Regions from separate parts of the Homo sapiens genome. Here region 1 is linked to region 2. The links are chromatin contacts, found by Hi-C or POLR2A ChIA-PET in ENCODE. All regions are on one chromosome and are shown on one strand. The core of a region is the stretch at or near the end of the contact, and the rest is flanking DNA. Distances in the headings are between cores, read along the strand shown.

What was found. Hi-C counts contacts between places; a loop is a spot of excess contacts on that map. ChIA-PET counts read pairs that join two places held with the same protein, here RNA polymerase II (POLR2A). Pooled maps may share reads with other maps.
Region 1: a pooled map shows a loop between it and region 2 (3-fold over the local background). The contact joins two enhancer-like sites. A Hi-C loop is called at or near these places in 1 of 50 pooled maps. POLR2A ChIA-PET finds 5 or more read pairs at or near these places in 2 of 52 experiments (HCT116 and activated CD4-positive, alpha-beta T cell).

The regions. Positions count from the first base shown.
Region 1 is chr22:39,772,659-39,775,412 of GRCh38, reverse strand. The region is part of intron 5 of ENTHD1 (ENTH domain containing 1); the gene reads left to right. Among named protein-coding and RNA genes, the nearest start is that of ENTHD1, 120 kb to the left of the region's middle. Within about 2 kb of position 1,357, at least 3 of the 41 ENCODE cell types and tissues checked have a DNase peak (open chromatin) inside an H3K27ac peak, as active enhancers do.
Region 2 is chr22:39,386,885-39,389,591 of GRCh38, reverse strand. No RefSeq gene overlaps it. Among named protein-coding and RNA genes, the nearest start is that of TAB1, 12 kb to the left of the region's middle. Within about 2 kb of position 1,256, at least 13 of the 41 ENCODE cell types and tissues checked have a DNase peak (open chromatin) inside an H3K27ac peak, as active enhancers do.

The DNA.
Region 1 (2,754 bases), core at 108-2,607, 390 kb before region 2:
TCTCCTTTCTCTACAGTTGAGTCTTTTAATGACCAAATCATCCAGCTTATGATTCATTGAACACACACTTATCAAGTGAATACAGGTATACTCTGCTAGTTGCCTATGGGTTAAACAAGTTGAATAGGATCTGTGACCTGAGGGGTTTGCAGTACCCTATAGGTGACAGTTCTATAAACATATAAGAAGTTATAAATAATAAATTTGTTTACCCCTGTATTTCCAGAGCTTATAAAAGTGTCTAAGACATCCTTGTACTTAGTATTTGTCAAATGAATGAATAATATTTGAAATAATGAAATCAATGAAAAATGTGAGTATTCACATTGTACTATGTAATAGCAGAGAAAATGGATTCATTTTAACGTGAAGGATAAAATATTTCACTAAGGAGGTTGTGTTTGAATGAGACCTTGAAGAATGAAACCATTTTTGATGGAGAAGAAGGGTGAGGAAGAGGATATTCTAGGCTGAGGGAACAGCATGAGCAAAAACACAGAGGCATGGAAATGTATGTTTTTTTAAGGGACGTGAATCTGGAAGCTGAAAATCAGTTCGATATAAAGAGACGAGGAACATTTCAGACAAAAATATCAGCACGGGTGAAGGCTTAGTGCTGAGAGGGAGCATAGAATTTGAAGACTGAAAGAAGTATAGCTGGATCATACAGCTTTAGAATAGTAGCACAAGATGAGGCAAGAGAGGTAAATGGGGACTAATTTATGCAGAGCCTTGTAAACCATGTTAAATAATTTGAAGAAGTATTGGGGAGAAATAACATCTAACTTTCATTTTAGAAAGGTCACTCTGGCTGGGCTGTGTAGAGTGGACTGAGGGGGTAAGCTGGAGAGACCTCTTAGAAGTTGTGGTAACAACCATAGTTCCAAAATAACCTGAGTGACTGGGAAGCTGATGGTCATATTAACAGAGGTAAAGCAAACACCCAAGGATGAGGAGGCTGGAGGATGATAAGACCTCCCTGAACACAGAAATAGGTAGATATTTAGGGCTAAAAATCAGCAGAGGTCAGGGTTCAGGATTAATATGTGTGAATTACTTGCCCACAGGTGACCATCTAGATCTAGTGTAAGTATAATAATAGATGACATCATCCTGGGAGATTGTAAAGGCAGAAGAGGAAAGTCAAGGACAGACTGTTTACATTTCACAGGAAACAGGGCCAGGAAGAATGTTGAGAAGATTGCCTAGACAGATAGGAGGAGAGCCAGCAAAGTTCGTTGGAGGCATCTGAAGAGGAATGAGTTTCAAAGAAATGGTCTTAAGATTTCAGTTTCATTCTTTCTCATCAATCCTGTCTGTCAAGACGTCTGCCAGCCCTGGTTCTGTCTATGTCTCTAGATTGAGCTCCTCTGCTCTCTGTGTGCACTGTGCACTCGTAACGCTGAATGCTTTGTACCTGCCCTGCCACTACCACACAGCACATTGTGTACAGCCTTCATTTCTTTGCTGAAATTGTTCCCTTTACTTGGAAATTTTTGTGTCCTTCTTCTCTTGACTTTTTTCTCATGCTTTTAGCTTGGTTCAGACATCATTTGTTTGAATCTCTTACACATCTTTATACCTCTAAACCTAAAGCAATGCCTAAATTTGTAGTTGCTTAGTACTTGTTTTGGTATTAAATTAACCTTACAATCTGAATTATTTCATTGGTCTCCTGGTTTTCTTATTTCTATTATCTCCCAACCCCAGAGAATTGCAATGAATGATACAGCAATAATTTTCCTAAAGCATTATATCTGTCAGAATCTGGTCAGGAAACCAAAAAATACACCAGCTATGAGGTTAGCAGCTTTATTGAGGTATAATTACCATTCAATAAACTGTACATGCTTAAAATGTATAAATTTCTTTTTTGACCCATGGGTATTTGAAGTATGTTTTCTAAATTTCCAAATATTTAGGAGTTTCTTCTAAGTACATTGTTATTTCTACATTCAATTCCATTGTGTCCAGAGAACCTAATAGAAGGCTTTGGGCTTTTAAAGCTTATTGAGACTTGGTTTATGGTCCAGCACATGGACCATCTCAGTGAATAGACCATGTGTACCTGCACGCTTGCAAAGAAAATGTGTTTTCTGCCATAGGAGCTTTATAAATGTCTGTTAGGTCAAGGTGGTTGATGTTAAGTCTTCTAGATCCCCGCTGATATTTTGTCTACTTGTTTTATCAATCACTGAGCAAAGGATGTTAAACTCTCTAAATATGACTTAGTTGGATTTGGCCAGTTCTTTAATTCTTGAGGTTCTTTTTTTTTTTTTTTTTTTTTTTTTTTTTGAGATGAGGTCTCACTATGTTGCCCAGGCTGTTCTCAAATTCCTGGGCTCAAGAGATCCACCTGCTTTGGCCTCCCAAAATGCTGGGATTACAGGCATAAGCCACTGCGCCTAGCTAGTTCTTTAATTCCGTCAGATTTTGCTTCATGTATTTGAAAGCACTGTTCTTAGGCATATATACATTTATGTTTGTGTCTTCCAGATGATTGGCCCTTTTGTCATTATGAAATATCCCTTTTTATCTCTACTAATACCATGGTCTCAAAGTGTATTTTATCTGATATTATTATAGCCACTCAGCTTTCTTATACTTATCGTTCCATGGTATATCTTTATAAAGCATTTACTTTCAACCCATTTGCAATTTTGTTTTTATAGGGTGTCTCTTGTATACAGCATATAATTAGATCTTTTTTATCCAGTCTGAAAATTTGTGCCTGTTAATTGCATTTACTGTGGT
Region 2 (2,707 bases), core at 7-2,506:
ACTGCAACCTACCCCTCCTGGGTTCACGGGCGATTCTCCTGCCTCAGACTCCCGAGTAGCTGAGATTACAGGCACCCACCACCACGCCCGAATAATTTTTGTATTTTTAGTAGAGATGCTGTTCTGGAGCTTTGGCCTCGCTTACAGGCGTGAGCCACCACGACCGGCCCTAACTTTTTTTTTTTTTTTGAGACGGAGTCGTTCTCTGTCACCCAGGCTGGAGTGCAGGGGTGTTCCATCTCCGCTCACTGCAACCTCCGCCTCCCGGGTTCAAGCAATTCTCCTGCCTCAGACTCCCGACTAGCTGGGATTACAGGCGCCTGCCACCACACCCAGCTAATTTTTGTATTTCTAGTAGAGTTGGGGTTTTACCATGTTGGCCAGGTTGGTCTCGAACTCCTGACCTCAGATGATCCGCCCACCTTGGCTCCCAAAGTGCTGGGATTACAGCGTGAGGCGCCGTGCCCGGCCCTAACTTCTTAAGGACCACATCGCAGCGTGGAGCGGGTCGCTCTGAAAGGCTGACATACTCCACGGGGCTCAGACGCCCCAATCCATCCCCCATCCCTTTTGGGGTGCTGTCCTCTCCACCTGGGATTCGTTCTTCAGCATCCGACAGGCGGCAGGTGCGGGGCCTTCGGATGACAGTTTCGGTGTTTGGGGTGTCTGGGCAGGGGAAGCACGTGACGGGCCTTTGGTGCCGCAGAGTGGAGCGAACACCTGAACCGCAACGACGAAGACGGGAAGTGGACAGGGAGGCGGGCGTGGCCACTAAGGGATGACAGCGACTCCGCACACGCGGCCTGCCCTCTGCGGACCACAGTGACGTTTCACCTTCTTGAAGATTGGAGAAGGGAGCCATCAGGTGAGAGGGGTCAAGCAGGGCGGGCGGCCTGACCAGCCCCAGCAGCCCCGGCTTGGAACCCGACCCCGCTGTCCCCCAAGGGTCGGCTCCTCTCGCTGAGCAGCGGCCTCAGGGTCGGCCTTCAGGGTAGCTCGGGCTCCTTGGGTTGCAGGCAGCCCCTGCCCTCCGCACTCCTAAACGGGGTCAGAACCTGGGTGTCCTGGAACGGAGCCCCGGGATCCCTCACCCGCCCCGCCGCGCTCCTTCCCTCGGCACCCGCTACTCCTCGGACCTCTTGCAGACTCCGCTCGCCCCCGATGACCGCAATCCGATTGGCTTAGCATCTCTCTCGCCCGCCCCTCTCCCGGGCGTGGGCAGGGCCAGTACCTTGACCGACGGGCCATGCCCAGGCCACGCCCACTTGCTCCTCCCACCCGGCCTGGGCTCCAGAGCCTTTTCTGGTGGGATTTTTTTTTTTTTTTTTTTTTTTTTGAGACAGAGTCTCTCTCTGTCGCAGGCTGGAGTGTAGTTGTGCGATCTCAGCTCACTGCAACCTCTTCCTCCTGGGTTCAAGCGATTCTTCTGCCTCGGCCTCCCAAGTAGCTGGGACTACAGGCGCCCACCACCACACCCGGCTAATTTTTGCTTTTTTTTTTTTTTTTTTTTGGAAACAGAGTTTCGCTCTTGTTGCCCAGTCTGGAGTGCAATGGCGCCATCTTGGCTCACCACAACCTCCACCTCCCTGGTTCAAGCTATTCTCCTGCCTCAGCCTCCTGAGTAGCTGGGATTACAGGCATGCACCACCACGCCCGGCTAATTTTTGTATTTTTAGTAGAGACAGGGTTTCTCCATGTTGGTCAGGCTGGTCTCGAACTCCCGACCTCAGGTGATCCGCCTGCCTCGGCCTCCCAAAGTGCTGGGATTATAGACGTGAGCCACCACACCCGGCCTAATTTTTGTATTTTTTTAGTAGAGACGGGGTTTCACCATGTTGGCCAGGCTGGTCTCAAATTCCTGACCTCAAGTGATCCTCCTGCCTCGGCCTCCCAAAGTGTTAAGATTATAGGCGTGAGCCACCGTGCCCGGCCTCGGTTCATTTGCAGATCTGTGCCTTCTTCAAATACATCTGGACTTCTCCATTCTCTCACGGTCATGGTGACCTGTCTCTTGACTACCATCTAACCAGCAGAGTGGTCTTTTGAGAGCATGCACTGTTGTGGTCACCCACCCTTCATGGCTTTACAGAGGCCTCCAGGCCCTACACTGTGGGATCCATGAGCACCTTCTGGCCTGTCCTTCCTCATTCTCCTCTCTCTCCCTTCTGTGCGTCCACTGCACCTGCCTTCCACCACTTCCAAGCTCTTTCCCAGCCGGGGACCCCTGAGTCCTGGGTCCTCCCTGCAGAACTCACCAGCTTGGATAACTCACCAGCCCACCCGCTCACGTCCAAACCCTGCTCATGGAGAGCGCTTGAGTCGAGGGTCACCTGCTCGACCGGTGGTGGTTGATTTAGTCAGGGTGATCTAAATTGCATCGCATATTCTTTCCAACCCACTCCAGCACTTAGCACAGTTGATATTTTTGCTTGCATGTTTAGTTAACAGCATTTCCCCCACTGCGTGATCATCTCCAAGAGGGCACTGTCTACCTCCTTTGGTGTTGAACTCCTAGCGCCTAGCAAGTTTCTGGTACTTTACAGGCTCTGGGTAAATTTTTTGCCGGCTCGGGGCAACTATATTTAATTTTTTTTTTTTGAGACGGAGTCTCACTCCGTCGCCAGGCTGGAGTGCAGTGGCGTGATCTTGGCTCACTGCAACCTCTGCCTCTCGAGTTCAAGCGATTCTCCTGCCTCAGCCTCCAGAG